Linked DNA regions of Homo sapiens: region 1 is linked to region 2. Evidence: chromatin loops called from intact Hi-C (ENCODE). Cell type or tissue: mammary epithelial cell. All regions are shown on one strand. Links, peaks and the distances in the headings refer to the core of each region. The heading gives the core; the rest is flanking DNA.

Evidence for each region. Peaks named below come from ENCODE experiments on the same cell type or tissue, not always from the same donor. Only the 100,000 strongest peaks of a DNase experiment are listed, where the experiment ranks them.
Region 1: a loop joins it to region 2, with 11 times the contacts of the local background. A loop is called at or near these places in 2 of 110 quality-filtered maps.

Annotation. Positions count from the first base shown.
Region 1 is chr3:170,720,701-170,736,921 of GRCh38, forward strand. It overlaps SLC7A14-AS1 (SLC7A14 antisense RNA 1), which reads left to right. Exons shown (of 6, transcript NR_135556.1): 4 at 4,860-4,919; 5 at 8,656-8,995. LOC124906302 (a long non-coding RNA gene) reads right to left here and starts at 13,250. Exons shown (of 3, transcript XR_007096159.1): 1 at 12,983-13,250. RefSeq lists a silencer at 9,500-9,794. In mammary epithelial cell, for the core only: no CTCF peak of the experiment used is centred there; DNase peaks (open chromatin) are centred at 5,571, 6,071 and 6,581; H3K4me3 peaks cover 214 bases; H3K27ac peaks cover 2,500 bases.
Region 2 is chr3:170,404,848-170,421,068 of GRCh38, forward strand. It overlaps CLDN11 (claudin 11), which reads left to right and starts at 14,021. Exons shown (of 3, transcript NM_005602.6): 1 at 14,021-14,445. The coding sequence starts at 14,220. RefSeq lists an enhancer at 13,769-14,721. In mammary epithelial cell, for the core only: a CTCF peak has its summit at 9,451; a DNase peak (open chromatin) is centred at 9,484.

The DNA.
Region 1 (16,221 bases), core at 5,107-7,606, 310 kb after region 2:
CAGTATGGAGAACAGTTTGAAGGTTCCTCAAAAAACTAAAAATAGAGCTACCATATAATCCAGCAACCCCACTGATAGGTATATACCCAGAAGAAAGGAAATCTATATATCAAAGAGATATGTGCACTCCTATGTTTATTGCAGCACTATTCACAATAGCCAAGATTTGGAAGCAACCTATGTGTCCCTCAACAGATGAATAGTTAAAGAAAATGTGGTACTTATAAACAATGGAGTACTATTCAGCTGTAAAAATGAGTGAGATCTTGTCACGTGTAACAACATGGACGGAATTGGCGGTCATTATGTTAAGTAAAATAAGCCAAGCACAGAAAGACAAATTTGCATGCTCTCACTTATTTGTGGGAGCTAAAAATTTAAAAATTGAACTCATGGAAACAGAGAATAGAATGATGGTTACCAGGGGCTGGGAAGAGTAGTGGCGGGGTGAGGGGAAGGGGAAGTCGGAATGGGTAATGGAAACAAAAATATAGTTAGAAAGAATGAATAAGACCTAATATTTGATAGCACAACATAGTGACTACGATCAATAACAGTTTAATTTTACATTTTCAAGTAACTAAAAGAGTATTGCCAGGTGCAGTGGCTCACACCTGTAATCCCAGCACTTTGGGAGACCAAAGTAGGAGGATTGCTTGAACTCAGGAGTTTGAGACCAGTCCGGGCAACACAGTGAGACCCCATCTCTATTTAAAGTAACTAAAAGAGTATCATTGGATTGTTTGTATTACAAATGATATATGCTTGAGGTGATGCCCATTTACCCTGACATGATTATTATGCATTGCATGCCTGTATCAAAGTATCTCTTGTACCCCATAGATATATGCACCTGCAATGTGAAATTAAAGATAATTTTTAAAAAAGATGATTTTCCTGGAGTGCTTATATTCTGTGAGTTACACTGGTGCTAACCATGTCTCCAGGCCACTTTGAGAATTTCTCAGACACAGGTATTACATAATACCAAATATCTGGCCACATTTGCTTGGAGCAGAGCCTGGAGCAGCACCTGAACCAAAAGTCAGTCATGTCTATGCTGGTGCTGACCTGGTGCTAGAGCTCAGCCCAACAGAAATGCTCTACTGGTTGGCAACTGTTCCCAAATGCAGGGAAGCAGAGCCTAAGAAACAAAGTAGCAGAGGAATAAGAAAAGCAGGAAGAAAAAGCAGAAGAGATGGAGGAAACCTGAAAAACCCTAATTCACTCAAATCTAGCCTGTAGATGGATTTAGTCTGATGCCTTCCTCAATTTCCCATTATTCGTGAGATGTTTACAAGAATATAAAGATACCTTTTAGCTGGTTATCTATAATTCTCATTTCTTGTCAACTGATTCAATGATCTTTTTTCTTAAAGCTTCTTTATAAGGTCTATAGAGATTGAGTTTACAAGTAATTATAATGCCTAGGACAAGTTCATAAAATAAATACTCAGAACACTCCCATATCTGCAATTCACAACAAGCACAAAGACACTGTACAGATCACAATTCATTTTCCAGCAAATTGTCTTAGGCAGCAACTCTCTTGCATATGAATTTTGAGAAATGTTAATTTTCCTTAATGCATGGCATATTTACTATAATTAAAAGCATGTAGATTTTGTTCTCAGTTAAGTTTCCAAAAGCACAATCTGTATTATGTTGCTATACATTTAACATATGCAATATATTTATAATTAAGCCTATGTATAATTTTTATTTATAACTCTGCATGTTTAATATAATTATATATGATGTATATGCATCTGAATATAAGGGAGAAGGGAGCTACCCCCACTGAATGATGTCAGCATCAGGCACTGAGCTAGGTATTTTATATTGATTATTTAATTCTTCATCAATGTTGTGGAAAATAGGTGTACCTTTTACAATAACTTTGGTTGCTTCCTTAATTCCTGGAAAATTGTTTTCCAGATCTTTTAGAAGCCATTTCTAAGGTACAGAAGGTTTGTTGTCAGATCCTTAAAGTTGGTAGCATTCAATGTAGCTGTCTTCCACTAGCCAGGAGGTATGTAAACTGAGGCCAGTGGAGATGTCTTTGAGTTATTATAAGAATTTGCTTGGCGGGGCGCGGTGGCTCACACCTGTAATCCCAGCACTTTGGGAGGCAGGTGGATCACGAGGTCAGGAGATCGAGACCATCGTGACTAACATAGAGAAACCCCGCCTCTACTAAAAATACAAAAAAATTAGCCGGGCGTGGTGGCGGGTTCCTGTAGTCCCAGCTACTCGGCGGGGCTGAGGCAGGGGAATGGCGTGAACCTGGGAGGCAGAGCTTGCAGTGAGCCGAAATCATGCCACTGCACTCCAGCCTGGGCGACAGAGGGAGACTCTGTCTCAAACAAACAAACAAAAAACACAAAAAAAGAACTTGCTTAATTTTGAGCAAGACTTGTAAATCATCAATTCCCGCCACCACTCAATTACCTATTATCCTTGTAATTGGATGCTTTCAAGTGTGTGTTTGTTAAGGCTTTAAACTGGCCTGCTTTTTCTAACCAATTTAAATGTTTTTAAAATAGGAACACAAGATAATAGAAGATGTCCAAATGCTTTGTTCATTGAAAATTCTTTAAACTTTCAAGTGTTTTCCTTACTACTTTTTCAAATTTCATGGCCTAATCGTGCATTCATTCCTTTGGAAGTTTGCCTCTCTCATCAATCATTTGAAACACTAGCCTTTATAGCTGGTTAGCTATTAACTTGCTAAAAGTAATAATCATTTACATTTAAAAAGCACAATGTTTTATAGTTTGCAAACTACTTTTACATGCTTTGCATGATTTAATTCTTTCTTCATTCCTGTGAGGTAGAAAGAGCAAGTACCTAATCCCCATTTTACAAATAGTAAATAAGAAAATTAAGCCTTATTCATTTTTGAAATAAAGAAAATGGTGAAGACTTGAAGGTTTTTCTAGTTTGATTCCCACACCCCCTCTTCTTAGCATTATCCTTGAACATTGACCTGTAATGTCCTTATTAACTGCTTAGTATATTGTGCTAAGTATTATTGGGGTAGGAGGCGGTGAGGAAAATATTGAAGCATACATAAAAGTGTAATACATATTCCTTGCCTTTAGGAAACTTTAGTCAGGTTGGGAATATGTAATCACAGAGAAAAATAGCTATTAATTCAAAGCAGACTTTGATATGGTACATGAAGACTTAGAGCAATAAATAAGGCCTGTGAACATACAGAGGAATGGAGAGATATCAGTCAGAGTCCTGGCAGGAAGCAGATGGCAGATTCAAATTGGGTAATTTGAGGAGAGCTTAATTGTTTAAAAAGTTATTTACAAAGGTGGGTGTTGAGTGGTAGAAAACCAGAGAGAGAGTTCAGTATTTGGGGAGTGAGGGAGACAGTCGATGCTGCTCAGCTTCCTGGGTAGCGGGGAGGAGAGGATGGAGAGCAGACCTGGAGGGATAAACAGAACATACTAGCCCTGGAAGAATCACCATATGCTGAAATGTTGGGGGAAGGCCATGAGGTGGTAAGAATGGACCTTAGCTTTGAAAGAGTAAAAGTAGAAAATATAGGTGTAGAAGAGAGACGAGGGCACTGCATTCAAAGTGAACACAGGACATGAGGGTTCGGATTGGGAAATATGCTCATTCTGGGCTGTCAAAGGGCAGAAAGGGGGACATAAAATTACAAAATAACTAGGGACCAAATTGCAGAGGAGTTGAACACCAAGCTAAGGAGTTTATACCTGATCCTGAGAACAGCAGCCAGCAAACATTTTAAAATAAGTAATGAAGCTGGTATCTTAGGAAAATTAGTCTATATTAATACAAGAACTGGTTTGGAGGAAAGAAGTGAAAGTGGCAGAATGTTCAGCTTAGACACAATATCCCAGCATGAGGTAAAGAAGGGCAGTGAGAAGAAAAAGGGGAAGAAACATACATGAGACATCATGAAGGAAGACTCAGTCCTCTTGAATGCTAGGCTGAGCAACTCATGCTGGCATGTGCTTCCCTCCCAAATGGTAATCCTGATTGAAATGCACCCTAAATAAACTAGGACAAATACTCCTTAGGTTAGACACTCATGGACACAGGGCTGGCTGGAGTGTGAAAACAGCTTGGCCTGGACCCAGAAGATGTGGTTTGAATCACTACTTTGCCACATACAAGCTGGATGTTCTTAAGCAGATTGCCTGGTCCCTCAGCCTCCACTTACATCCTCAAAATGAGACACTAATACTTACCACATAGGATGGTTATGAGAACTCAGTCAGCAAGATTTGTGGACTGCGAGGGACCACATGGGGGTGGGGGTGGTAGCTAACATTATGTCTGACACCTCTGGACACCTTGTCTCTCTGGCCAGGTCAAGTGGAAAGGAAGCAGGCTCTTGCCAAGACATTAACTAAAGCCCCTATTTCTCTTCCTTGCCAAAGCTGCTGTGTGATCAGGTTTGATTGATTACTATAAGCCTCAGCCTTCCAATTATTCCTCCCCTGCAAGTTATGGCTGTATGTTTTATTTGACAAGATAGTATTTATTTATTTTAAAAACCTTGGTTTATTTTCATTCTCCCAGCCCATGACCCCAAAAGATTTTTTTCTGTTGTTTCCCTGAGCTTGCCACTAATGAGCTGAAGATAATTCCCCCCAACCTCCACCCCTTCCAAGTGCTTAGTACTTTTTGGCCTGAGTATTTAGCAACATGTTGAAATACAGATTAAAGCAATGAGCCCATTTAAATAAACCGGTTGTGAAATTTGGTTGTTTTTACGTTTTGAGGTTTCTATGCAGAGCCCTCTATGGATGCCCTAATGAAAGTACCACTTTGATTTTCAGGCAATTTTACATATAATGTTTTCTTCTCTTTAGAGAGTGTCTGCAGATCTGATAATAACTGTAAAATAACATGGCCACACTGAGATACAGAGGGTAAGTAGCTGATTGGCTAGTCTTACTCACCAGCTAAGGCTTAAAGCCATGAAGTCCAAGTTCATGCTTTCACAAGTTACAAATGACCTCCTGCCATGGAACTCTGTGGTTGGCTTTGAATAATTGAAATCATTACTTTAATATCTGTAAGGCCAGGAATCCCCTTTAGTTGATCCCGAAAGCTTGGCAATAATTTGGGTGACGGGGTGATGCAGAAAATAGTAGTTTGTAGTAGAAAATTTGAGTCTCATTGTCCCAATTTTTAAAATTCCTCAATGTTTATAAGTTGATGTTAAACTTTTCATTCAATATCAACTTATAAAAATGAACAAAGCCCAGGCCAGGCGCGGTGGCTCACGCCTGTAATCCCAGCACTTTGGGAGGCTGAGGTGGGCTGATCACGAGGTCAGGAGATCGAGATCATCCTGGTTAACACAGTGAAACCCTGTCTCTATTAAAAATAAATAAATACATACAAAAAAATTAGCCGGGTGTAGTGGTGGGTGGCTGTAGTCCCAGCTACTTGGGAGGCTGAGGCAGGAGAATGGCATGAACCCAGGAGGCGGAGCTTGAAGTGAGCCAAGATTGCACCAGGGCACTCCAGCCTGGGCAACAGAGGGAGACTCTGTCTCAAAAATTAACAAAGCCCTTGTGAAACCCATTGCACTGTGCTAGATGCTTGAGGAGAAAGGTACAGACTTTTAAGATATGGTTCTTCTCCTCTAAGTACTTACTGGGGACATAAGACCCAGGTAATGATGATTAATGATCTTATCCTCTGCTTCGCCTCAGTCACTTACCCGATAATTATACCCCAGACTTGGTCATTTCATGCATCCACTCTTAGACCTACTGATCTCTTCTTTCCATGCCATTCCTCGATACTCCAACTCCAAAAATTCTTCATCCTCACTAGGACCTATGCTCCATCCATTCACCATCCCTCACTCCCATAAAATCTTCAGTTCCCTCTAGACTCAGCTTACATTCTATGGTCCATTATTAAAAACTGCTCACTCATTCACCCTCCAGTACCTTTTCCTTCCTTTCATTCATCACGTCTGCTTGGTAAAACCCTGGTTAAATCCAGTTTCCCTCCTCTTCTACACCCTGCACCCCCACAGCTGATTGTGGCTGGAGAAAATCCCCACAACCACACTGACAAATCTCATTTTAAACTCATGACTAATAACCACAGTGGGCCCATACAGCTGCTGGCAAGGTTTCGTCATTGTCCTGATCAGTCCATTCAATCCTCTACTTTCCTATAACCACTGTACCTTTTCTTGTCTCTCTTCAAATCTCCAGCACCTCCTCCAACTTTTTACCTTTTCCTAATTCACTGGCTTGTGGTGGTGGTGGAGGAGGGTGTGGGTAGGGTTGGTGGAGATAGAAGCTCTCAAAAGAGACCTTCCCTATTCTCCCAACTCCCACTTCTCCCAACTGACTGTCTGTCCATCTATGTCCTGCCTTCTTTCCTGATGTTGTGGATGATCTGTTTGGGTTTCTATCTGAAGCCAAATTTTACACTGTGCACTTGATCCCATCCTTTTTTCCTATCCACAAACTTATTTCCAGCAATTATCTGTTCTCTTTCCTGCTCAAGAATATTTCTTTTTCTATTGAGTCACTGCCAGCAGCATAGAAACATGCTGAATCACCACCCGTCTCACAGAGAAAACCTTCCTTGACCCAACTTTCCCTGTAGTTACTGCTCCCTTTACGGCAAATCTCCTTGAACAAGACTTTTAAGCCCACTACTTCCAATTCCTCTCCTTATAATCTTTCACTCTCAAAATTGCTCCCTGAAAACTGCTTTTATCAATATCTCCAGTGACCTCCACATGATCAAATCCAATAGCCAATTCTCAGTCTTTATCTTATTGAATTTATTGGCAGCATTTTACACCATTGCTTACTTCCTTCTTCAAATGCTTTCTTTGCTTGGCTTCTGAGGCATCACCCTCATTTCTCCTCACTGGTTGCTCCATCTCAGTATCTTTTCCTTGTCCTCCTTATCTTCCCAAGCCCTGCCCACTGGAGTGCCCCAGGAATCACTCTTTCACTGATTTCTCCAGGATCATAGCTTTAAATTTTATTTACTTATTTCATCCCCGAATTCATATTTCAAGCCTAGATTTCGCCCCTTGAAGACCAGACTCATGTCCGGCTGCCTACTCAGTCTCCACTTGGCTATCTAACAGACATCTCAAAGTCAACAGATGCCAAAATGAACACAAGATTCTCCCCCTACTCAAAAACTCCTCCTACTCCTATCTTCTGAATCTTCTCAGTTGTTCAGACAAAAATCCTTGGAGTCATCCTTGACTCCTTTCTTTCTTGTCGCACCACATCAGATAATTTTTTTGAAATTCCTTCTTCAAAATATAACCAAACTCTGACCACTTTCCAACACCTCCATTACTACTATCTCTTCTAAGCTGCCATTATCTCTCACTTCTTATTGCAAAAATCCCTTAACTTTGTTTTTCCTTCTCTCCTTATTCCTCTGAAGTCTATTTTCAACCCAGCAGATGGAGTGAACCTTTTTTTTTTTTTTTTAAAAATCTAAGTAAAATAATGTGACTTTTTTCCTCAAAACCCTCCCATGGCTTCCTGACTCTCTCAGTTTAAAAATCAAAATCCTCTTCATCACCTGCTGGATCCTACCTTTCTGTCTTCATCTCCCACCACTCCCTCTCTGGCTCACTCTGCTCAGCCACACTGGTGTCCTTCCTAGAACATGTCAGGCTTGCCTCAGGGCCTTTGCATGGGTTAGATCCTTTACCCTGAGATTTTATCACACAGGTTCCCCATGGCTCACTCCTTCTACTCCAGTGTCCCCTCAGTGAGGCCTTTCTTGACCCTCTGCCTTGACACGAAATCCTATCTCTCCCACCCTGGCGCTCCCTTTTCTTCTTGCCCTATTTTATTTTTCTTCATCGTACTTAATCATTATTTGATTTGCTACATCTTGTTATTTGTTTATTCCCCTCTCTCCTCACTATACCGTAAGCTTGGTGAGAAAGGATATTGTGTTCACGGCTGTATTTCCAGAACCTTGAATAGTGCCTGGTACAGAGTAGGTACTCAGGAAATATTTGGTGAATGAATGAATTAATGAGTGAATGAATTCAAAATAATGAACACCTATGGCCATTACTGCTGTTTCAGAGAAGGTAGAGTATCACAGACTGGAGTCAGAGAAGGCTTTGATGAGCTGGTAAGTCCAGGCACTATAGGATGAATGGGCTTTTGAACAGGGTTAGGAAAAAGCATTCATGTGAGGGAGGATGTTAAAAAGCTGAAGAAAAAGAACTCCAACAACATTTATTGAGCACTTACTACATGTCAAATACTTTACATTCATTATCTCATATTATCCTCATAATGACTATAATAGAGAGGTATTATTATTTCCATGTGAGAAATGAGGAAACTATGTTTTAGAGATTTTTTTAAAAGCAGCTTTCCCATAAAACCTTTAGTTAGTAAGTTGTAAGCCATTCTTGTAATTGAGTTTTAGCTGACTCCAGGCCCATTTTCTTTCTCTTTTTATATCTTATCATCATTATCATCACCATTCCTAATACTATTTAAGTCTCTGTACTCTCCACCTGGCATGCTCCCTCCCATACTACCTGAATGGTGACCTTTGGTAGTGCTCAACTCAGTGATACATAAATAATATAAATAATAACAAAATGTATTCTCAATTTTTTCTCATCAACCCCAGGAAGGTTAAGCCTCCTTGAACTTACTTAAATTGGTGGCAGCACGAGCTTTCAGCATCATGGCCAGCATGACCAAGCCATTTCCCTGGTGTTCCCCTCAGCATGAAACATCTGTCTACTTATTTCTTTGCTGAGCCTGAATGGAATATTCCATCTCTGAAAAATAAACTTTGTGTTTAAATTGAAATCTTTATTCCTATCTGGCAAATTGGCTATATATCCTCAACAATTGGAAGGAAGTGATGTATCTGCTGCCATCAGCTACAAAGCACTGGACGCCCACTGTGCTATTTATTAGATTTACATGAATTCCAGGTGAATCTGATCCAGTGGCTACAAAAAGTGAGTATAAATTAATTGTTATTCTATTCCTCCAGAATGCCTGATATGGAAAAAGCAATTGAATCTGAGCACAGTTGGAAATTTAAAATGAAGTTTTGTTCGGCACTGAAATTCATGAGACTGCCAGAAAGGAGAGAAGGAAAAAATTTTTTTTTCTTCTCTCTTTTTTTTTTTTTTTACAAAATCCATTGCTTTTGATAATAAAGTAAAAAACATTTATTAGTCAACTTTGCTGGGGGCAACAAACAACCCTAAAATTTCGGTTACTTACAACAAAGGTTTACTTTTTATCACGTTACATGTTAGTTATAGGTCATTGTGGGGTCAACTGTGGGGCTGCTCCATGGATAACATTCATTCCAGAACTCAGCTGGAGGAGCAGCTCCTCTATGGAATAAGCCATTCTGGTGGCAAAGGGAAAAAAGCTAGAGAGCTGTTGTCAACAGGGAGTGGCCTGAAGGCATCTGTTCACAGGTCACATGAGTGAGTCCCATGTCAGTGGGGCAGAAATGTGTACTCCTCTCATGGTGGGCACTAACAGTCCAATGGCAATGACTGGAGATGTGTAATTCTCTCACAGGAAGGAAAAGTGAAGCACTGGGAAGCATAATAAAAATCTACAGCACACTCCTTATCTTAGCGTAAAACACAGCTGGCCTCGTCTCCCACCATTCCTTATCTTGTCTGTGCTCTGGCCACATTGAATGGTCTCCTTTCTCCCTAAACACATGATGCCACACTTTCATGTCTGTTTCCTATGCTGGAAATGAAATTCCCTTCATTTTCTGCCAAACAGAGTGGCTCTCTGCCTGCAAGGTCCAGTTCACATTCTGCCTACTTTATAAAGCCTTTCCCAACTCTCCAGTTGAAATTAAGCACTCCTCCTTTGGAGCAAATGGGGCAGACTGGCTGTACATCCAGCTCTAATTCAATCTTACTTGGTCAGTCTGGTAACTTCCTTGGTAAGTTCTTTATTGGTAAGTCTGGATAAAAAGCTACTGAAGGTTGGGAGGCCAAGGCGGGTGGATCACTTGAGGTCAGGAGTTCAAAACCAGCCTGGTGAACATGGTGAAACCCCATATCACTAAAAATACAAAACAATTAGCCGGGTGGTGACTGTGGCAGGGGCCCATAATCCCAGCTACTCTGGAGGCTGAGACAGGAGAATTGCTTAAACCCAGGAGCTGGAGGTTGCAGCAAGCTGAAATTGCACCACTGCATTCCAGCCTGGGCGACAGAACAAGTCTCCATCTTAAAAAAAAAAAAAAAAAGCTATGAAGGGCAGAGACTAGGGATTCCTTTTCCTGGGGCCCCTCTCCAGCCTCTTTGGGGTCAGAGTCTTGACCATAATACATGTTTAATAAACTCAATCGAATTACTAAAAATGTACATATTCACCATCAAGCTTACCCTTAGTGTGAAATTATAAGTCTTTTCTATAGCAGGCATATGCAGCAAACCATGTGGAGAAATCTGTTAGCACTCTTCTTCAGTCACAACAGTCGTGAAGATTATCCTCTTGGTTCTGCAATATAGACCCTACCCATTGTGTGTGTGTGTCTGTGTGTGAGATTCCTACCTTCCCACCAATAAAAGCATTTTGGATACCATGTTTTCACAGGAACACTGCTTCCCTTGCCAATGATAGCTGCTTTAAGAAGTGCTGTTTCTTTTCCTTCATTTTCCCTGCAGCATCATCTCTCATTTGGCATTCTGTGTGAAGCTCTTGTTTATGGCCACACAGTAGGAGGGGAGCAGAGAGGGTAGGCCACAGGAGCAGAGCTGTGATGCAGTGGAAAGACAGGGAACCTTACAGTCAGCAAATCTGGCTTAGATTTTTGTCTCTGCTCCTTACCAGCTTTGTGGTCTTTAGTGAGCCACTTGATTCTACTATCCCTTTAATTGTATTTGTTTAAACAAGAAAAAGAGACAAAAAAAGATAAGAACAGATACAAGAATGTTGTATGATATTGAATAGAGTCTAGCACGTTGCAGGAGCTCAATATCATCATGACATGCCTTATACTTAAAAGAGCAGTGCTGGGAAATTTCTTGCTCCATAATAAATCATTGATGCACTTAGTATCATTACTTAAATGATCTTGATGTGTTGCCAGTATGGAATGGGCCACTTGATTCCCAATCTGCTTCCTCAGTTTCATCCCATCCGGTTACCCCTGGGCCTTAATAAATCTATAAGTCAAATGGATGCTTTCAAACTTAATAATCTCCATCCTGTCTCAGATGGGATAAGAGAAAGATCAAGGATCATGGTAGTGAAAACTAAGGTTAATAACCCTACCTTTTTAGCTCCTAGGAATGCCAGACTTCACTGAGAAGTTGGGAAGGAAATTATAGGCTCATGATCCTCTGGGTCAGTCCCCTTCAATTGGTGTCAAAAAATGAGAGGTCATAGATCAGAGAATCAAGCTATCACTTTCAAGAATGCTCTTTTCTTTTTCCTACTCAATGAATATATTGGATTTTATCAAAGAAGTCTGAAAGGTCCTTTGAATAGACATCATATGCAAAATTTTGTTCTTCTCTTCAGATGGGCAGAAGATCATGGGTTTTGTCAGATTTCAGAAGAGCGTAGAGGAATCTATTTTCAACAACTCTCTGTTGTTGAAACAACAATTGTATTCGTCAGGGTTCTCCAGAGAAACAGAACCAACAGAATATGCATGTGTGTGTATGTGTGTGTAATCCATTGTAAGGAACGGGCTCACATTATGTACTGTGGAGGGTTGGCAAATCCAAAATCTGATTTGCTAAGCCAGTGGGCTGGAGACTCGGGAAAGTTATGGTTCAAGTTCAAAGGCAGTCTTCTGGCAGAATTCCTCCTTGCTCAGGAGAGGTTAGTCTTTGTTCTGTTAAGGCCTTCAATTAATTCAATAAGGCCCGCTCACATTATGGATGGTAATCTGATTTATTCAAAATCCACTGATTTAAATGTTAATATCATCCAAAAATTATATTCACAGAAACATCCAGAACAATATTTGACCAAACACCTGGGCACCATGGCCCAGCCAAGTTGACAAATAAAATTAACCCACACAGTAATATAAAACAGAAAACATCCTATTGATATGATAAGTAGAATCACAGGAACTGAGAATGAAAAGGAACTTTTGAGGCTATCTGTCTGCCCTTTCTCCATCTTGGAGATAAGAAAAGTGAGGCTCAGAGATTACACACCCCTTTGGCCAGAAAGCTGGAACTAGGTCATGGGCTTCCTAAATCTTTCTACAACTGCCAAATCCAGACTTGTCTTTTTTTTTTTTTTTTTTTAACTCATCATGAGACACAGTTTAATGCCCTTTCATGAAAATTAGATAGGGTCAAGTTCCAATTTGAGTTATTTGTGTGGCAATTGGAAGGCAAACTGCAATTAGACCCAAGTTTCCTTCTTGACACATTGTACAAAAATGTAATATGTGATAATAACAACATAAGGAGGATGGGGCTGATTAGGAGCAGAGTTTTTGTATACTACTGAAGCTAAATTATTATTAATTCAGCCTGGATTGTTATATATTTAAGATGCTCATTGTAATCCACTTTCTCTGAGGTAGTCCAGGCCACCCATGGGAGAAGTTAGTGAGTGAGTTTCCACACCAGGAGCATTTAGTCTAAATGTATAAGGAAAAAAATGTATACTTCAGTAAAAAACTGTGCCTTTTCTAAAGCACACTTATCTGGGGTTGTCTACTTCTAATTCCATGGGCACTATTTCGGACTATAAGTTGTACATAACTGATAGCAACACAAAATAATTCTTGTTTATAGATAAGTAAATAAATTAAGTCCGAGGAAGGGACAACCTCTTCCTCACTCCAAGAAAAAGTCAGTTTTGCATTCATTTTCACATTCATTTTCATATTCCTTTATTCAATAAAATAATATAAAAATATATACTGCCATAAAACTGGAGTATATATTTTTGCTTCTTTCACTTCTCCTTTAAGCAGTTATAATATTTACCTGGTTCAGTCACTTAATCAATGAGTCGAATAAAATCTTTAGCACATGTTCATTTTATCTCTATGAGAGTCATGATTTTGCCCCTTTTTGGGAAAATTATTCTTTGATAAATGTCGTGTCTTTACCAGCACATCAAAAAGATGCTCTACTAAAGTAAAACTGACCCTCTGCCCAGCATCCATTCAGCTCCATTCTGCTCTGAATCTTCATATTTAATAAAAAGTTTGATTAGGTTTTCACAGGGTTTGCTGCATTGAAATCTGGGGGAAAAAATAGAAGTAAAAATAGAGACTCTGACAGCAAAAGAAAGCAGGATAGGGAAGGGGGGAAGGGCATTTGCATCTCTTAAACACTTAGTAAAGGATTTGAGAATTGGGGTAGGATGGGAAAAGGCGGGCAGAGGTAAAACAGGATAAATAACAGCTCAAAACAATTATCTTTGAGACCCGCCAAAATCATTAGTTATCCCCCTAATAAATTCTTTTACTCCGCCCCCATACCACATACACTCTTAAAATGTGTTGCTAGCAAGTGTTTGGGGCTTGATGACATCTCTGGAATGTTTTAGTCGTGTTTAGCATGGCAGCCTGGGCTCTATTCTGCTTGGAAGCAACCAGGGAGGATCTGTGATAAGTGTTGAAGAAAAGGACAGGAAAAGTGGAAGAGGAAAGAACTCAAGCAAATTCCTTCTTCCAGACCTATTCATCCTCCTCTCTCCCTCTGTAGCTTGGGCTTCTGAACACTCTCTTCAGTGTGTTATGGCAGGGAGAGCGAGGCAAGGAGAAAGACAGCACAAACCCCCTGAGCTAAACCCAGGGCCTCCACCTCTGCCTTCCCGAGTCCCAACAGTTTCCATCTCTGTTATTGATATCTTCCTGCTGTTTTGTCCCGGCCAAATTGCTCTGTACTGCCTCTTGGTGGCCTTTCTACCAAGTCTGTTGCCATGGCTACTACTTTTCCTGACTGACACCTCCACCATCAGCTTCATCATCTATTTGGCTACCTGCTTGCAGGAGTTCCTTCCAGGCAGTAGAGCTTTCATTCAACTCCAATGGACTCCTTTAACTCCTCTCCATTCCTCTGAGCAATGTGAGGAAAGCTTGTATGGCTTGAGCCACAGTTTATCTTTGCATTTTTATTCCCTGTGGCCTCATCCCTGAACCAAATCCTCATCATCTCTTTTATGGGCCATGCAGCCATCTGCTAAGTGGATTGCATTAACTTGTAGAAACAAATAGACCTCAAAATTCTAGTGGCTTAACATAATAAAAACACATTTTTTGCTACAAGGTTGGTGGAGCAGCTCTCCCTGACACGGTCTTTCAGAGACTCTGACTGAAGGAGACTTGTCTGTGTTCAGTATGTGGCCTCCAAGGGCTCCATGGGCATTGAGATCCCAGTCAGTTGGAAAGGGAGCTGAGAATGGAAAGCATGTATGGGAATCTTTTATAGGCCAGGCCTGCAAGTGGCTCGCATCCCATCTGCATAAACACAGGGGAGAAGTGGGGAACCCTGGTGTGGCTTCTCCTGAGCCAGTAATCTTGCAAGGCTAGGTAAAGTATATTAGTCTCCGTATGTTATTCTAAAATAGCATCTTTGTGTCCTATTGGTGCCATACCAGCCACTTTACCAAGTGGTGAGAAAAAAAGAAGAAGAAGAAGTAAAAGAGGAGACAGGAAGGAGGCAGGAAGAGATGGTGAAGCAGCTTAAGAAGCCCAGGTATCCAGTAACAGGTAGTGAGATTGAATCAGTAATAAAGTCTCCCAACAAAGAAAAGTCCCAAACTGGATGGCTCCCCTACTAAATTCTACCAAATGTATAAAGAACTAACACTAATTTTCTTCAAACTATTTAAACAAATTAAAGGGAAGGGAATTCTCCCTAACTCATTCTATGAGGCCAGCATTATCCTTATTCCGAAAACAGACAAGGATGCAACAACAAAAAAACAAATTACAGACCCAAATCTCTGATGAACATAGACCCAAAAATCCTCTAACAAAATACCAGCAAACTGAATCCAACAGCATATAAAACAATAATACAACATGGTCAAATGAGATTTATACAAGGGATACACGGATGGTTCAACACATAGAAATCAACAAATGTGATATATCATATCAATAGAATGAACAACTAAACCACAGGACCATCTTAATAGATGTAGAAGAAGCATTTGATAAAATTTAACATCCCTTATGATAAAAACTCTCAGCAAACTGAGCATAAAAGAAACATACCTTAACATAATAAATGCCACATACGACAAACCCACAGCTAACATCATACTGAATGTGAAAAAGTCGAAAGCCTTTTCTCTAAGAACTGGAACAAGAAAAAAATGTTCATTCTCACCACTTCTTTTCAACATAGTACTGGAAGTCCTAGCCAGAGCAATCAGGCAAGAGAAAAAGATAAAAGGCATCCAAATTGGAAAAGAGAAAGTAAAACTGTTCTTCTTTGTTGATAATATGATCTTATATCTGGAAAAACAAAAGACTCCACCAAAAAAAGCTCTTTTAGAACTGGTAAACTAATTTAGTAAAATTGTAGGACAAAATATCAGCATGCAAAAGCCAGTAGTGTTTTTATATACCAATAATGAAATACGTAAAAAGAACAGGAAAGCAATTCTATTTACACTAACTACAAAAAAATAGCAATAACAACAACATGTCTAGGAATAAATTTAACCAAGGAGGTAAAAGACCTTTACAAGAAAAACTTCAAAACTTGATGAAAGAAATCGAAGAGGACACCAACAAATGGAAAGACACCCCATGCTCATGGATCAGAAGATTTAATATTGTTAAAATTATCATACTACCCAAAACGATGTACAGATTCAATGCAATCCCTATCAAAAGAGCAAGGTTTTAAAGAAATTGGAAAACAATCTTAAAATTTGTATGGAACCAAAAAAGAGCCCAAATAACCAAAGGAATTTTGAACAAAAAGAACAAAGCTGGAGGCATCACACTGCCTGTCTTCAAAATACAAGACTATAGTAACCAAAACAACATAATATTGGTATAAAAAAACAGATACATAGACCAACAGAGCAGAATAGAGAACCCAGAAACAAATCTATTATTTTCAGCCAACTGATTTTCAACAAAGGCATCCAGAACATACACTTGGAAAAGGACACCCTTTTAAATAAATGGTGCTGGGAAAACTGGATACCCATACGCAGAAGAATAAAACTAGACCCCATCTCTCACCTATGCAAAAAT
Region 2 (16,221 bases), core at 8,455-10,954:
CAGTGGCATGATCTCGGCTCACTGCAAGCTCCACCTCCTGGGTTCAAGCAATTCTCCTGCCTCAGCCTCCCAAGTAGCTGGAATTACAAGCACCTGCCACCATACTGGCTAATTTTTGTATTTTTAGTAGAGATGGGGTTTCACCACGCTGGCCAGGCTGGTCTTGAACTCCTGACCTCAGGTGATCCCCCCACCTCGGCCTCCCAAAGTGTTGGGATTACAGGCATGAGCCACCCCGCCCGGCCTTATTAGTTCTTTATTTTTTATTTTTTGAGACAGGGTTTTTCTCTGTTGCCCAGGCTGGTGTATAATGGCACAATCATGGCTCATTGTAACCTCAAACTCCTGGGCTCAAGCAGTTCTCCCACTTCAGCCTCCTGAGTAGCTGGGACCACAGAAATGTGCCATCACAACTGTCTAATTTTTAAAATTTTTCTTGTAGAGACAAAGTCTTGCTATGTTTCCCTGGCTTGTCTCAAACTCCTGGCCTCAAGGAATCCTCCCATCTCAGCCTCCCAAAGTGCTGGAATTTCAAACATGAGCCACCATGCCTGACCTGTATTAGTTTTTTTAATATTGGGAAGAATTCAGCAGTGAAGCCATCAGGTCCTGGGCTTTTCTTTGGTGGGAGACTTTTTGTTTGTTTGTTTTTTAAAAGATTCAGTCTCTACTTGTTATTGGTATGTCAAATTTTCTTGCTTATTTCATCTTGGTAGGTTGCAGGTGTCTAGGAATTTATCCATTTCCTCTAGGTTATACAATTTGTTGGGTACTACTTAACTACTCAATACTTGCTCATAGTAGTCTTATATCATCCTTTGCGTTTATGTTATATCAATGGTAATATCTCTTTATTTTATTTCAGCTTTCTCTCTTTTCTTCATCTAAGGTTTTGTCAATTTTATCTTTTTAAAAAAAGAACTCTGAGTTTCACAGATATTTTGCATTGTTTTTCTAGTCTCTATTTCATTTATTTCTGGTCTTATCTTTATTATTTCCCTTCTTCTACTGACTTTGGACTTAGTTTTTTCTTTTTCTAGTTCCCTAAGGTGTAACATTAGGTTGATTTTTGGGGAATCTTTCCTTTTAATGTAGTAGTTTATTGCTATATACTTCCATTTCAGGACAGCTTTTGCTGTATTCCGTAAGTCTTGGTATATTTTATTTCCGTTTTCATTTGTCTCAAGATTTTTTAAAATTTTCCTTTTAATTTCTTCTTTGACCCATCAGTTGTTCAGGAGCATGTTGTTTAATTTCCACATATTCGAGAATTTTCCAAAATTCCTCCTATTATTTATTTCTAGTTCCATACCATTGTGGTCAGAAAAGATAGTTAATTTTTTTTTTTTTTTTGAGATGGAATCTTGCTCTGTTGCCTAGGCTGGAGTGCAGTGGTGCCATCTCGGCTCAGTACAACCTCCGCCTCCCAGGTTCAAGCAATTTTCCTGCCTCAGCCTCCTGAGTAGCTGGGACTACAGGTGTGTGCCACCACACCTGGCTAATTTTTGCATTTTTAGCAGGGGTGGGGTTTCACCATGTTGGCTAGGCTGGTCTAGAACTCTGACCTCAAATCATCGGCCTGCCTTGGCCTCCCAAAGTGCTGGGATTACAGGCATGAGCCACTGTGCCTAGCATGTATTTTTAGTAAAAATTGGGTTTCACCATGTTGGCTAGGCTGGTCTTGAACTCCTGAACTCAAGCAATCCACCTGCCTCTGCCTTCCAAAGTGCTGGGATTACAGACATGAGCCACCACACCTAGCCCACCTTACTACCCTAGGCCTTTTGATTGAGGAATTTAAATCCTTTACATTCAAGGTAATTATTGACAGGTAAAGACTTACTACTGCCATTTTGCACAAAAATTAGCCGGGTATGGTGGCGCGTGCCTGTAAACCCAGCTACTTAGGAGGCTGAGGCAGGAGAATCATTTGAACCTGGGAGGTGGAGGTTGCAGTGAGCTGAGATTGCGTCATTGCACTCCAGCCTGGGTGACAGAGTGAGACTCCATCTCAAAAAATAAAAAAATTAAAAAAAATAAATAATAAAATATATAACTCTCTTATTTTAAATAAAAACTTAAAAATGGTTAAGCTTAGTGAGGAAGGAATGTTGCAACATGGCATGATACGCTGAAAGCTGGGCCTCTTGTGCCAAACAGTTAGCCAAGCTGTGAATGCAAACGAAAAGTTTTTGAAGGAAATTAAAAGTACAACTCTAGTGAACACACAAAGGTTTAAGGAAAGAATCCATCTCCATAATATAAAAGTGCAAGGTGAAACAGTAAGTACCTATGCAGAAACTGCAGCAAGTTATCCAGAAGATCCAGCTATGATCATTGATAAAGTTGACTATACCAAACAACCGATTTTCAATATAGATGAAACAACCTTATCTTATCTGAAGAAGAAGATGCCATCTAGGACTTTTATTGCTAGAGAGAAGTCAATGCCTGGTTTCAAAGCTTCAAAAGAGAGCCTGACTCCCTTTAGGGGCGAATGCAGCTGCTGACTTTATGTTGAAGTCAATGCTTATTTACCATTCTGAAAATCCCGGGATCCTTGAGAACTATGCTAAATCTACTGTGCCTGTGCTCTATAATGCTACAACAAAGCCTGGATGACAGCACATCTGTTTACAGCATGATTTACAAAATATTTTAGGCCCAGTGTTGAGACTTACTGCTCAGAAAACAATGTTTCTTTCAAAATATCACTACTCATTGACAATGTATCTGGTCACCCAAGAGCTCTGATGGAGATGTACAAGGAGATTAATGTTGTTTTCATGCCTGCTTACACAACATACATTCTGAAGTCCATGAATCAAGGAGTCATTCTGATTTTCAAGTTTTATTATTATTATTTTTTGAGGTGGCATCTCGCTCTGTCACCCAGGCTGGAGTGCAGTGGCGTGATCTCGGCTCACTGCAACCTATGCCTCCCAGATTCAAGCAATTATTCTGCTTCAGTCTCCTGAGTATCTGGGATTATAGGCATGTACCACCACGCCCAGCTAATTTTTGTATTTTTAGTGGAGACAGGGTTTCACCATATTGGTCAGGCTGGTCTTGAACACCTGACCTCGTGATCCACCTGCCTTGGCCTCCCAAAGTGCTGGGATTACAGGCATGAGCCACCGCGCCTGGCCTCAAGTTTTATTATTTAAGAAAAAGATTTCGTAAGGTTATAGCTGCTATAGATAGTGATTCCTCTGTTGGATCTGGGCAAAATAAACACAAAACCTCTGGAAAGGATTCATCATTTTAGATGACGTTAAGAACACCCATGATTCATGGGAGGAGGTCAAAATATCAACACTTACAAGTTAAGAAGTAGAGTCCAACCCTCCTGCATGACTTTGAGGGATTCAAAACCTTAGTGGAGGTAGTCACCACAGATGTGGTGAAAATAGTAAAAGAACTAGAATTAGATGTGACTGAATTGCTGCAATCACAGGATAAAATTTGGACAGATGCAGAGTTGCTTCTTATGGATGAACAAAGAAAGTGGTTTCTTGAGATGGAATATACTCCTGGTGAAGATGCTGGGAATATCATTGAAAGAAGTTTTACTGTAGGTAAAATGCTATCAAATAGCACCGCATGCTACAGAGAAATTTTTTTTTTTTTTTGAGATAGAGTCTCACTTTGTCATCCAGGTTGGAGTGCAGTGGTACAATCTTGGCTTACTGCAACCTCCACCTCCCAGGCTTAAGTGATTCCCCTCTTGCCTCAGCCTCTCGAGTAGCTGGGATTACAGGCACCCACCACCACGCTGGCTAATTCTTGTATTTTTAGTAGAGACAGGGTTTTGCCATGTTGGCCAGGCTAGTCTCGAACTCCCAACCTCAGGTGATCAGCCTGCCTTGGCCTCCTAAAGTGCTGGGATTACAGGCATTGTTTTCTTATTTTAAGAAATTGCCGGCTGGTTGCAGTGGCTCACGCCCGTAATCCCAACACTTTGGGAGGCCAAGGCAGGCAAATCACCTGAGGTCGGGAGTTTGAGACCAGCCTGACCAACATGGAGAAACCCCGTCTCCTCTAAAAATACAAAATTAGCCATGCGTGGTGGTGCATGCCTGTAATCCCAGCTACTTGGGAGGCTGAGGCAGGAGAATTGCTTGAACCCAGGAGGCGGAGGTTGTGGTGAGCCAAGATGGCACCACTGCACTCCAGCCTGGGCAACAAGAGTGTAACTCCGTCTCAAAAAAAAAAAAAAAAAGAAAGAAAAAAAGAAATTGCCACAGCCACCTCAACCTTCAGCAACCACCACCCTTATCAGTCAGCAGACATCAACATAGAGGCAAGACCCTGCACCACCAAAAAGATTCTGACTTGCTGAAGGTTCATATCATTATTAGCATTTTTTTAAGCAATAAAGTATTTTAAAATTAAGGAATATACATTTTTCTTCCTCTTTCTTTTCTTTTCTTTTTTTTTGAGATGGAGTCTCGCTCTGTCACTCAGGCTGGAGTGCAGTGTCACGATCTCTGCTCACTGCAAGCTCCACCTCCCGGGTTCAAGCAATTCTCCTGCCTCAGCCTCCTAAGCAGCTGGGACTACAGGCGTGTGCCACCACGCCCAGCTAATTTTCATATTTTTAGCAGAGACAGAGTTTCACCATATTGGCCAGGCTGGTCTTGAACTCCTGACATTGTGATAGGCCTGCCTCGGCCTCCCAAAGTGCTGGGATTACAGGCATGAGCCACCGTGCCTGGCTGGTATGTACATTTTTAAAAGTCTTACTGCTATTCTACACTTAATAGATTACAGTATAGCGTAAACATAACTTTTGCATGTACTGGGAAGCCAAATAATTTGCATGACTTGCCTTGCTGTGATATTTGCTTTATTGTGGTGATCTGGAACTGAACCCACATTATCTCTGAGGTATGCCTGTACTCTTTATAGATCCTTATATAATACTGAATATTTAAAAATACTTAAAATATTTTAAATTTTAAAATTTAAAACTTTTTTTTACTCATGATCAAAAGAATTCACGTTCATTATGGAGAACTGGAAAATGCCTAAAGAACAAAAGAGAGGAAGAACTCTCAATCTCACTACCCAAAAAAGTTGTTAACATTTCGGTGTATATTTTTCAAATATATTTATATATATTTTAAAAACCAATCTCCAACTGTACAGATATTTTGGAAGTACATTTAGCAATTTGTATTTTCAAATTCATGTTTTATTTTATTTATTTTTTTTGAGACATGATCTTGCTCTCTTGCCCAGGCTGGAGTGCAGTGGTGCGATCTCTGCTCACTGCAACCTCCGCCTCCTGGGTTCAAGCGATTCTCTGCCTCAGTCTCTGGACTATCTGGGGCTACAGGCCCACGCTACCACACCCAGCTAATTTTTGTATTTTTAGTAGACACGGTTTCTCTACGTTGCCTAGGCTGGTCTTGAACTCCTGGCCTCAAGTGATCTGCCTGCCTCGGCCTCCCAAAGTACTGGAATTACAGGTATGAGCCACAGTGCATGGCCAAGATTCATATTTTATAACATATAATTTACTTCTAAATTGAACAGTTAATTGAAATGTAAATAAAAACAATTGAATACTTTATAATTAGTTTATTAGATACATTTTTAGAAGCTGGATCAAAGAATGTACATATTTTAAATCCTTTTGCTATATATTGCAAATTGTTTTTGAAATGGGGCATGTCAGCCGTGCTATTGGTATTTTGTAAACTTCATCCTTTGTCTGTCAGTAAAGTTAATTTTTATCAAATCATTTATCTAGAACTAATGAGAGACTGCAAGAGCCCTCCAGTGGCCAAGCTAATTTCTGCAAAAATACCATCATCAGAATGAAAAAGGAATTGTATGCAGTTGTTAAATCTTGACAGCGAAGAGAAGGGATGGCTAGAATTATTTTAGCTGTTTAAAGGGCCATATGCTGTACTTGTAGGTGAGATCACATTTTCTTTCCTTTCAAATTCTTATTCATATGTTACCAGATTTTGAAACATTTTGAGTTTCACTGCTCTGTAATATGAAGGTTAAGATTGTGTTTACAGATCAGTTGAAGCCAGGAGTTCGAGACCACATAGTAAGACCCTGTCTCTACAAATGATAAAAAAATTAGCCGGCCATGGTTGTGGGCACATATGGCCATAGCTGCTCAAGAGGATGAGGTGGGAGGATCACTTGAGCTTGGTGGGCAGGGAGTGTCAAGGCTGCAGTGAGCTGTGATAGCCCGCCACTGCACTCCAGCCTGGGCTACAGAAGGAGACCCTGTCACAAAACAAACAAACAGGTTTACAACCAACTGATTATTTTTTGGTATAGAAGCCAATAGTTATTGAGTACTTACTATGTATTAGACACTACTCCAATAATTGTACATTTAGGAACACATTTAATTCTAACATTCGAACAGCTATTATGAAATAGTTACTGTTGTTTTTTGTTTTGAGACAGAGTCTCCATCTGTTGTCCAGCATGGGGCGCAGTGATGCGATCACAGCACGTTGTAACCTCCAACTTGTGGGCTCAAGTGATCCTTCTGCCTTAGCCTCCTCAGTAGCAAGGACTATTAGTAGCTATTTTTATTTTTGTAGAGACAGATTGCTGAGGCTGGTCTGAAACTCCTGGCATCAAGCAATCTTCCTGTCTCAGCCTCCCAAAGCGCTGGGATTACAGACATGAGCTACTGTGCCCAGCCAGTTACCGTTGTTAACACAATTTTTCTGGTGAGGAAATAGAATATTAGTTATTAAATGCAGTTACTAAACAAAAAAGTTAAACAGCCTGCTCGAGATCACACAACTAGTTAGTGATGGAGCCAGGATTCCACCCTATTCCCCTTACTACTCTACTCTGTTGTCTGCTTTGGATCTTGGTGCCCAACAATGTCCTCATTCAGGATAATTTAATAAAATAGAATCTTTATTTACATAAGAAACAAAAAGAAAACAATTGGTGTCATTGAGACACAGGCTTCTCTTGTAGACAGTTTTTTATGGAACAGTGTAGCATTGATAACATGATTGGTGATTTTTTATTATATATTGAATGAATAATAAGAGGACACATGATTGTTTTGATCATTTTATTATTCATGTTTTCAGTAAAAGACTTAAAAGTCAACAAATTGCTCTGTGTTTCCATGTCCTAGGTAGCTAAATGCAAACACCTGTTCTTTTTTTTTTTTTTTTTTTTTTTTTTTGAGACAGAGTTTTACTCTGTCACCTGGGCCGGAATGCAGTGGCGCGATCTCAGCTCACTGCAACCTCCGCCTCCCGGATTCAAGTGATTCTCCTGCCTCAGCTTCCTGAGTAGCTGGGTTTACAGGCGCTCCCCACTACGCCCAGCTATTTTTTTGTATTTTTAGTAGAGACAGGGTTTCACCATGTTGGCCAGGCTGGTCTTGAACTCCTGACCTCATGATTCGCCCGCCTCAGCCTCCCAAAGTGCTAGGATTACAGGTGTGAACCACTGCGCCTGGCCGACAAACACCTGTTCTTTATTATTATTATTATTATTGGGAGCCAGAGTCTCACTCTGTTGCCCAGGGTGGAGTGCAGTGGCGTGATCTTAGCTCACTGCAACCTCTGCCTCCTGGATTCAAATGATTCTGGTGCCTCAGCCTCCCAAGTAGCTGGGATTACAGGCACCCACCATCACACTGAGCTATTTTTTGTATTTTTAGTAGAGACAGGGTTTCACCATGTTGGCCAGGCTGGTCTCGAACTCCTGACCTCAGGTGACCTGCCTGCCTTGGCCTCCCAAAGTGCTAGGATTACAGGCGTGAGCCACCGTGCCCTGCCCCTTAATTATTAAGATAGAGAATTTAAAGATGTGGCTTTTTAGTTAGATTATTTCCTTATTTTTCACTTCAGCACTTATATACTCTATTACTACTATGTTTTCTGAAAATGTAATCGCTAGTTGAATTTGGGCTAAAAATAAGGACTTTTGCTCTTCTTCAGGAACTATGATCTCATAGGTTGAATTAGACAGGATATCATTTAATGCAGTCTGAGACTCTTGGCAGAGAAGTGGATGAATAGAATTGCTACTTGAAGAGAGAAAACACTCTGAGAGGATTCAAGCCTAAAACTCCAGGTACAAGTTTTTCATTATTTTACTCTATCTACAAGCTGAAGGAAGGGAAATTTGGGATGAAATGGCTTCTGAAGGAATGATATTCTAGTTGCACTGTGAAGAAAGGGCAAGATATGGGGGAGCACCTGGAGCCCTGTTGTCTGTTCTAGAGAACCTGGTGTGTTTTCCACAGTGATTGTTGGAGAAATTTCCTGAAAAGGAATTTTTTCCCCTCTCGTAGCTGAATTTGAATCTCCAGGTGGAAGTGAATTGTGAAGGTGCCACTCTTCTCTGCTGGAAGTATATGCATTGAGGCCAGCGTGTCTAGGTAATTAGAGACTTTTCTGTTTGAGACCTGAGCAGTACACATCCCTTCTACTGCTGAAGGCTTCACTTTCCTGTGGGCGGCAGGTGGGTACCCGAGACCACAAAGAGCTGTACTCTGCCTCTTGCCCACTCCCTAGACCAGCTCCAATCACCACCTCCTGATTTCTTCTGCATGGTGTCTTCAGGTTCTCATCCTAGTGGAACTTGTAGGCTTGCAAATTCAATCTCTCCCTTTCAACCCTTCAGTCAGCTCCATTCAACAGGTATGTATTGAGTGCCTTTGTGTATGCCACGTACTGTGCCACATTCAACAGTTTCGGTGATGAACAAAATAGACAAAATCCTGAAACTTACAGGTCATTTCATTTTTAAAGCCTATGTTTGATATTCTTTTTATGCTATGAATTTGTTCTACAGTATTTCTAAAAATGTGTGTATGTGTGTATCATCAAATATTTAAAATCCACCAGAGGAATTTATCCCTTAAAAAGAGGTCCCCAGGCCGGATGTGATGGGGAGCTGAGATGGGGGTATCTTTTGAGGCCAAGAGTTTGAGACCAGCCTGGGCAATACAGAGACCCCTCCCCCATCTCTATAAAAAATACAACAATAAAAAAATTAGCCAGGTGTGGTGGTGTGCACCTATAGTCCTAGCTATTCAGGAGGCTGAGGTGGGAGAATCACTTGGGCCCAGAGTTCGAGGTTACAGTGAGCTATGTTTGTGCCGCCACACTTCAGCCTCCAGGGGGACAGCAAGACTCTGTCTCTAACAAAATAAATAAATAAGTAAATAAGGGCCTAGTAGAAGTACTTGATTTTTTAATTGAGTAATCTTGCTTAAGTAATTTCATATATGTCCTGTGTTTTCATGTTTGGTTTTCTAAAGAGGTGAATCATCTTTTTAAAATATATGAAGAAAACTTCCACAGAGAAATGCACATTCCAGTTGGGTTTAATTATCCCTCATTTGGAATGTGCAAAGCTGAGGTTAATCATGTTTCTCTACAAGTTACAGCTCCCTTCAGTTTTTTACCAGCCATGCAATGATAAAAGATAACCACTAGCAGGCGCTAAGAGCCTACTCGTTGGCCCAAACTTTGCTCTCAATGTGGGGTTTTGATGCTTGCCAGCAGTCACATCTGCTTTGTGGTATGCATTCGTGCTGTATCTGAATAGCATTTTAGTTTGATTGACTATTTTTGGGTGTAAATGGTAGAAGAACAGTTAACCAGGCCTTTTCCTTTGTTTAGTTCACATCTGGGTTTTAGGGCCTTACTGGCCCTAATCCCCTAATCCTCCCCTTCAAATACCTTTGAATAAGAGTAAGATGAAGGAACGAACTTACGCTCAAGCCACAGAGCATATGACTCATCTTATATTTTTTTTTATAATGGAAAAAAACATTGGACTTAGGGTTAGAAGACCTGAAATCAGGTCTCAGCTCTACCTTCCTAGTTCTGATATGTACTGTGGAAATGTGAAAAGATGGCATGGCAGAGTTTGCTGAGAAAAAATTAACTGAGAAGACCTTTGTCTGGATGGTCTGGGGACCAACGATTGACGTTTATCTGAGGGTGATTAGACCTTGAGAGACTGACTCTTACAACTAAAGGGTACCTGAGACTGTGACAGACCCAGAATATCAGTTTAGTAAGTTGTGCTGCATGGGAAGTCAGGTCTTAATCACAAAGAGGGTTTGGGAGGAGAGCCACAGCCAAGCAATGTGGATGATATTTTTTTTTTTTTTGAGACAGAGTTTGCTCTTGTTGCCCAGGCTGGAGTGCAATGGCATGATCTCGGCTCACTGCAACCTCCGCCTCCCGGGTTCAAGCGATTCTCCTGCCTCAGCCTCCTGAGTAGCTGGGATTACAGGCATGTGCCACCATGCCTGGCTAATTTTGTATATATATATATATATATATATTTGATATGGAGTCTTGCTCTTGTCACCCAGGCTGGAGTGCAATGGCACGATCTCGGCTCACTGCAACCTCCGCCTCCCAGGTTCAAGAGATTCTCCTGCCTCAGCCTCTTGAGTAGCTGGGATTACAGGCACCTGCCACCACGCCCAGCTAATTTTTGTATAATTTTGAAACCCCGAGACGGGGTTTCACCATGTTGGCCAGACTGGTCTCGAACTCCTGACCTCGTTATCCACCCGCCTTGGTCTCCCAAAGTGATGGGATTACAGGGGTGAGCCACTGTGCCTGGCCGCAATGTGGATGATTTTAGCAAAAGTCTCAGCTAAGATAGCTTGAGGGACTTCCCCACCCTACAGAGCCTTGCTAATGGCACCGCATCCTCAGAGTCTGTGAGCCACAGACTCTGAAAATAGTCAAGGATTCCCATTGCGTCTCTCTGCCTCTTGGCCCCCAGTTCTCTTTGCTTCCATGGCTTCCTGCCTTCCTTTTGAAGGGACAAGCCCTCTCTTTACCTTGGGCTAATGAATTCAAACAGGTTACATCTTGTGGCCTCCTCAAGTGGCCTTTTGTACATCTATGCTGGAATGGATTAGACACTGGCTTTACAATTGCTTTCATTGGATAATAATAATACCCTAATTATTTAGCTTGTATCTCTACCAAAGGGAACTCCCACTTCCAATTAATCTACGCTTCCTATAAATCATTCTAACAGTGTCTAATGTGAATGAGTGTCCAGCAGTGCTGGGCACTATGCTGAGTACTTCATATAAATTATCTCACTTGATCCTCACCATGCCCTAAGGGGGCATTTACTATCTCACTTTGTACATGAAGAACCTGAGAGTCACGTAGGTGAAGGGCCAGCTCAAGTGGTGAAGACAGAATGTGAACCTAGGAGGTCCCAGTCCAAGACAGCAATCTTAACAACTTGGCAATTTTTTTTTTTTTTTTTTTTTTTTTTTACCATTTAGTGCCTGAGTTCTGAAATCTGGCTTTACAAACACTATGTGTGTGTGACCTGTGGATGATCTGGGCATTATTATATTCTGATTGGTTGAAGTTTCATGGTTCGAATGTCAAATTCTAATGGAGGCATAAGAGTGCAGATTCCATGAGTGCTTTTACAAGAAGTTGATGTTGCTTGGGTTTTATGTTTTATGTTGTATTTAGCACAAAAGCCATTTTAAAAAAGTGTTATAAGGAAATATCTGAAAACATTCAGTCCATAGACCCTGGTGATGAAACGTCCCCCAAACACAATGGCTCACTCAGAACATACTCCTATGGAATAGTTTCCACAAATCAAACTCATACGAATATAGGGAGGATACATAAGAATGCAAAATCAGGCCAAGCCTGCTGGCTCATGCCTATTATAATCCCAGCACTTTGGGAGGCCAAGGCAGGTGAATTGCTTGAGCGCAGGAGTTCAAGACCAGCTTGGGCAACATAGTGAGACCTTCTCTCTACTAATAATAAGAAAGATTAGCTGGGCATAGTGACTCATGCCTGTAGTCCTAGCTACTCAGGAGGCTGAGGTGGGAGGATCACTTGAGTCCCGGGGTTCAAGGCTACAATGAGCTGTGATCACGCCACTGAACTGTAGACAGGGTGACACAGATCTTGTCTCAAAACAACAACAACGGCAACAACAACAACAACGTTCTGAAGCATCACATTAGCCAGGGGTTTCTGAATACTTACTTTGTACCAATGTTACTTTAAGTTCTGCATATATATTACTAGGTTGGTATAAAAGTAATCGTGGTTTTTGCCGTTATGTTTAATACTTTGCACCAACCTAATAGCTCACAGAATAAAAAAAAAAGTCTATGAGGTAGGTACAGTTTTCATCCTTATTTTACAAATGAGAAAAGGAGGCCAAGAATGATAAAGTAACTTGGTCTCACAGCCAGAAAGTGATGGAGCCAAGATTTGAACTTGGGCAGTTGGACTGTGTTCTTAGTCACTGTGCTTCCTGGGTGATTACTGTGACCCTTGTACTTGACACTCTGCTATCAATTACAAGAGCCATTTCTGTGTGTGCACTTGATTTCCTTGGGGTCTCCAGGGAAATGTAATTGTCTCCTCAAGTCCAGGCTTTCCTAGAAGACATGGTGATTGCACTGATAACCAGCATTAGGGCTGGCTTTGGGAAAGCTCAGTACCTATGATTTATGGTTAGTATCTTAGATTTTAGAACGCTGAGCAGGAAGTTTTTGTGCTTTCTGAAATCCTCACACCTTTAAGTCTCATGATTGGTGAGGAGGCAGTGGTCCAAGGGAATGGATAGAAGGAGATAATAAGATAAGCCAAATGTTTCAAAGGGAGTGAAAACTGTTGAATGTAAATGCAGCTCAAGGAAGACTTCCCTATCTGAATAAAAAGGTGCAAATAATGCGGCCTATTTGTATGCATGGTGGCTTAATGATGTTGATGGTGATGATGATAGCTTTACACTATCAGAGCGCTCATTCTGGGCTAGGCAGTTTTCTCAGTGGGGTACAGATATTAATTTATTTACAGTGAGCCAGAGAAGTCTGCTGTAGCTTTTAATGCGTCTAAAATGGGACACATGAACCCCTTAGGAATTTTCAGACTGATCAGGACAGTTTCCTAGAAACAGTTCGTGAAAGGGATGAGATGGGCCCATGGTATCTACCCCTTCCTAGCTGCGTGAACTTGGGCAACTCAACCTTCTTGTGCTGTTTCTCTATGGCTAGTGCGTGTAATTTGTTGTTGTTGTTGTTGTTTGCTTTTGAGACGTTGTCTCACTCAGTTGCCCAGGCTGGAGTGCAGTGGCACGATCTTGGCGCACTGCAACCTCCTTCAAGTTATTCTCCTGCCTCAGCCTCCCAAGCAGCTGGGGTTACAGGCATGCGCCACCATGCCCGGCTCATTTTTGTATTTTCTGTAGAGATGGAGTTTCACCATGTTGGTCAGGCTGGTCTCGAACTCCTGACCTTAGGTGATCCGCCCACCTTGGCCTCCCAAAGTTCTGGGATTACAGGTGTGAGCCACCACTCCCGGCCTAGTATGTGTCATTGACAATTGTTCCTACCTCAAAGGCTGTTATGAGGATTAAATGAGCTAATGCATGTAAAATGCATCTGCATAATATATAACACAGCTCGATAAATGTGAGTTGCTATTGTTGATTATTATGGCCACGTTTGCCGCTGATGATGTTCAACCACTGAAAAGCATCGTTTTCTTTCTTCTAGTAACTGTGTGTACTGAATGCCTCGCGTTTGTCCCTACTGCACTTTTCAGTCTGTCACAATCCTGGGTCGTCGGGGGACTGTACCGAGCGCCCTTGGAGTGCTCGCAGCAGGGAAGAAGGAGCGAGCAGGGAGGAGCTGAGGAGGGTCGGAGCGGAATGGACACCCAGAGACTGAGATGAGAGAGGGGCTATAAGAAGAGAAACCAGTCGCAGGAAAACAGAACTCTCGACAAACGCACGCCCTCTTTGCGCTCTCCGTTTCTCTGGACCTGGATGGAATTGTTTTACTTTGCATCGCCGGACTGCGCTGCGGACGGGGTGGGGCGGCCCAATGGCCCCCCTGGGGTTACTCTGCTCCCCTTCACGCTTCCCTCCCGGCCCCGCCCCGCGATTGGCCGGCGCGCCCCGGGGCTGCCGCCGATTGGTGCTCGCCGGCCGGAGCCGCGGGGCTTAAAGAGGGGGCGGGGGCGCGCTGCCCAGCAGCGCTGCTGTCCCCGCCGTGCGCCCTTCGCCGCTGAGCTCGCAGCCTCCGGCGCCCACCTCCACCTCCAGTGTCCCGCCTCGGGCCGTCGCCCTCCAGCGGCTCGCGAGCGTGGGAGACGTACCTGGGCAGGCACTGTCCAGCCCAGGCCCAGGCACAGCCGTGAGGGGCGAGGCACGGGGACATCCTGGCGGCCACCATGGTGGCCACGTGCCTGCAGGTGGTGGGCTTCGTCACGAGCTTCGTGGGCTGGATCGGGGTCATCGTGACCACCTCCACCAATGACTGGGTGGTGACCTGCGGCTACACCATCCCCACCTGCCGCAAGCTGGATGAGCTGGGCTCCAAGGGGCTGTGGGCCGACTGCGTCATGGCCACGGGGCTGTACCACTGCAAGCCCCTGGTGGACATCCTCATCCTGCCGGGTAAGGACCCGAGCTTGGCGGCGGCTCCCAAATCCTTATCCTCTGGGTAGAGAGCGGGATATTAGACGGCGTCACAGAGACATTTTGGGGGCTTGAAGACCTTTGGGTACGTTTTTGACATCCCTAGTCCCACCTTGTTGTAAAAGAATTAGGCAGCCCCGAACTTAACTTCTCTAGGCCGCAGTATTCTTATCTGGAATTTGAGATAATAGTGGCAATGTGGCCGGTGGTAACACTGGCCGGGTCCCTTTGAGAATGAACAAACCGGAACACCTAATAGGAACTGAGTCCGTGTTAATTACTGCGGTCCCAGCCCGCATCCTTCCACCGTCCGCTTCCCGAAGTGCTTCCCGCTCCCGCCCGGCCTCCCCCGGGGCGCCGAGCCTTCGCGTTAGGTTCCGCCCGCAGAGGTGAGAAGGAGCGTGTAACACAAGCTGACAGGAGAATCGAACCGGCTCAGGCTGAGTTTCTCGGTCCTCATGGGATGGGCGAAGCGCCCCCGGCCAGGTTAGAGCCCTCCTAGCTCCGTCCGCGCAGCCGCTGAGCAATTCACGTCCAGGGCTCTCTGGGCTGCCTGGTTTGGGAAATGTCACGTTGATTCCCGCACGTGCCCAGGGCCATCTCCGCTGCCCCCGCTACCCCCGCCCCTGCTGTGGGCGCGTCAGACTGCGGGGCTGCGGTGACGCCGGCTCCCGCTCCGCGCCGCTGGGTTGGATAGGGACGAGCGGGCGCTCCTCGGAGGGCGGACTCCACTGGGGAGATACGGAGCGCGCCGCCGAGGGTCGCTCGCCGCCACCCCTCCAGCGTGTCTCAGATTGGGAAGGGGAGGTAAAAATTGACAGCCTAGCGCCGGCCAGGGGCCACATTTTCACATGTGTCCTGTGGAAACATTTTGGGCGACAGCCTCAATTCAGATTTAAACCAATGGGTTGGGCAATGGCGAGGTCGCGGGCACCCCCTTGGTTTTCTGCTGGAATCTCTGCTCTACCCCCAAGGCATGTCCCTACAAGGTGGGCTTCTGTCCCCCAGCCTTCGTGGATTGTGCTCACTTAAAGGATTTTCCCGGTTTCCTCAAGATGGGGAGAAACCTGTCCCTGAAGCCGCCAGTCAGATAAGACTGTGCTCGCCCCTTAAGCCTCCTCCAAGCACGCCCTATTTCCGGTCCTCGCAGTCGGAATCTGAATCCCTCCTTTCTCCTTGCTGCCTAGTACTTGGCTCTTATCCTCACAAAGGCACATTTTATCTTGTTTTTTGTTGATTGTTCGTGAGTGAAGTTCTCCCACTACGTTTTAAATTCCTTGAAGATAGAGATGGCGTCCTGTTATTCTCTTTGCTTCCTCTTCTGGACCTGGCATGGCCTCTGGCACACAATAGCTGCGGGCAGTGCTTGCCTGGTTTGCCTTACGCTATCCTTTCCTTCATTTTGAACTTTCAGAAGGCCAGAGGTCAACGAACGCAGATCTAGACTCAGCTTTGGCTAATGCTGGTGTTGGCAGACCCGGGCCAGCCTCCGGCATCCAGGACTCACAATCTGGGTGAGGGGGGACAAATTGCTAGCCTCAGTGAACCACGGTTGTCTTCTTTTAAAAGTTAAAATCAGATCAACCACCCATCTTTCACGATTATTTGAGGATTAAATGAGATAAGAAATGTAATCTCCTTTGAGATAGTAGATGCTTCATGAATGGTACCTATAGTATTTTATTAAAAGCTGGGCATGGTATTTGTAGGGATCTTTGAAGCATAAAATTAACTTTGTTTTCTTCTCCTGAAATT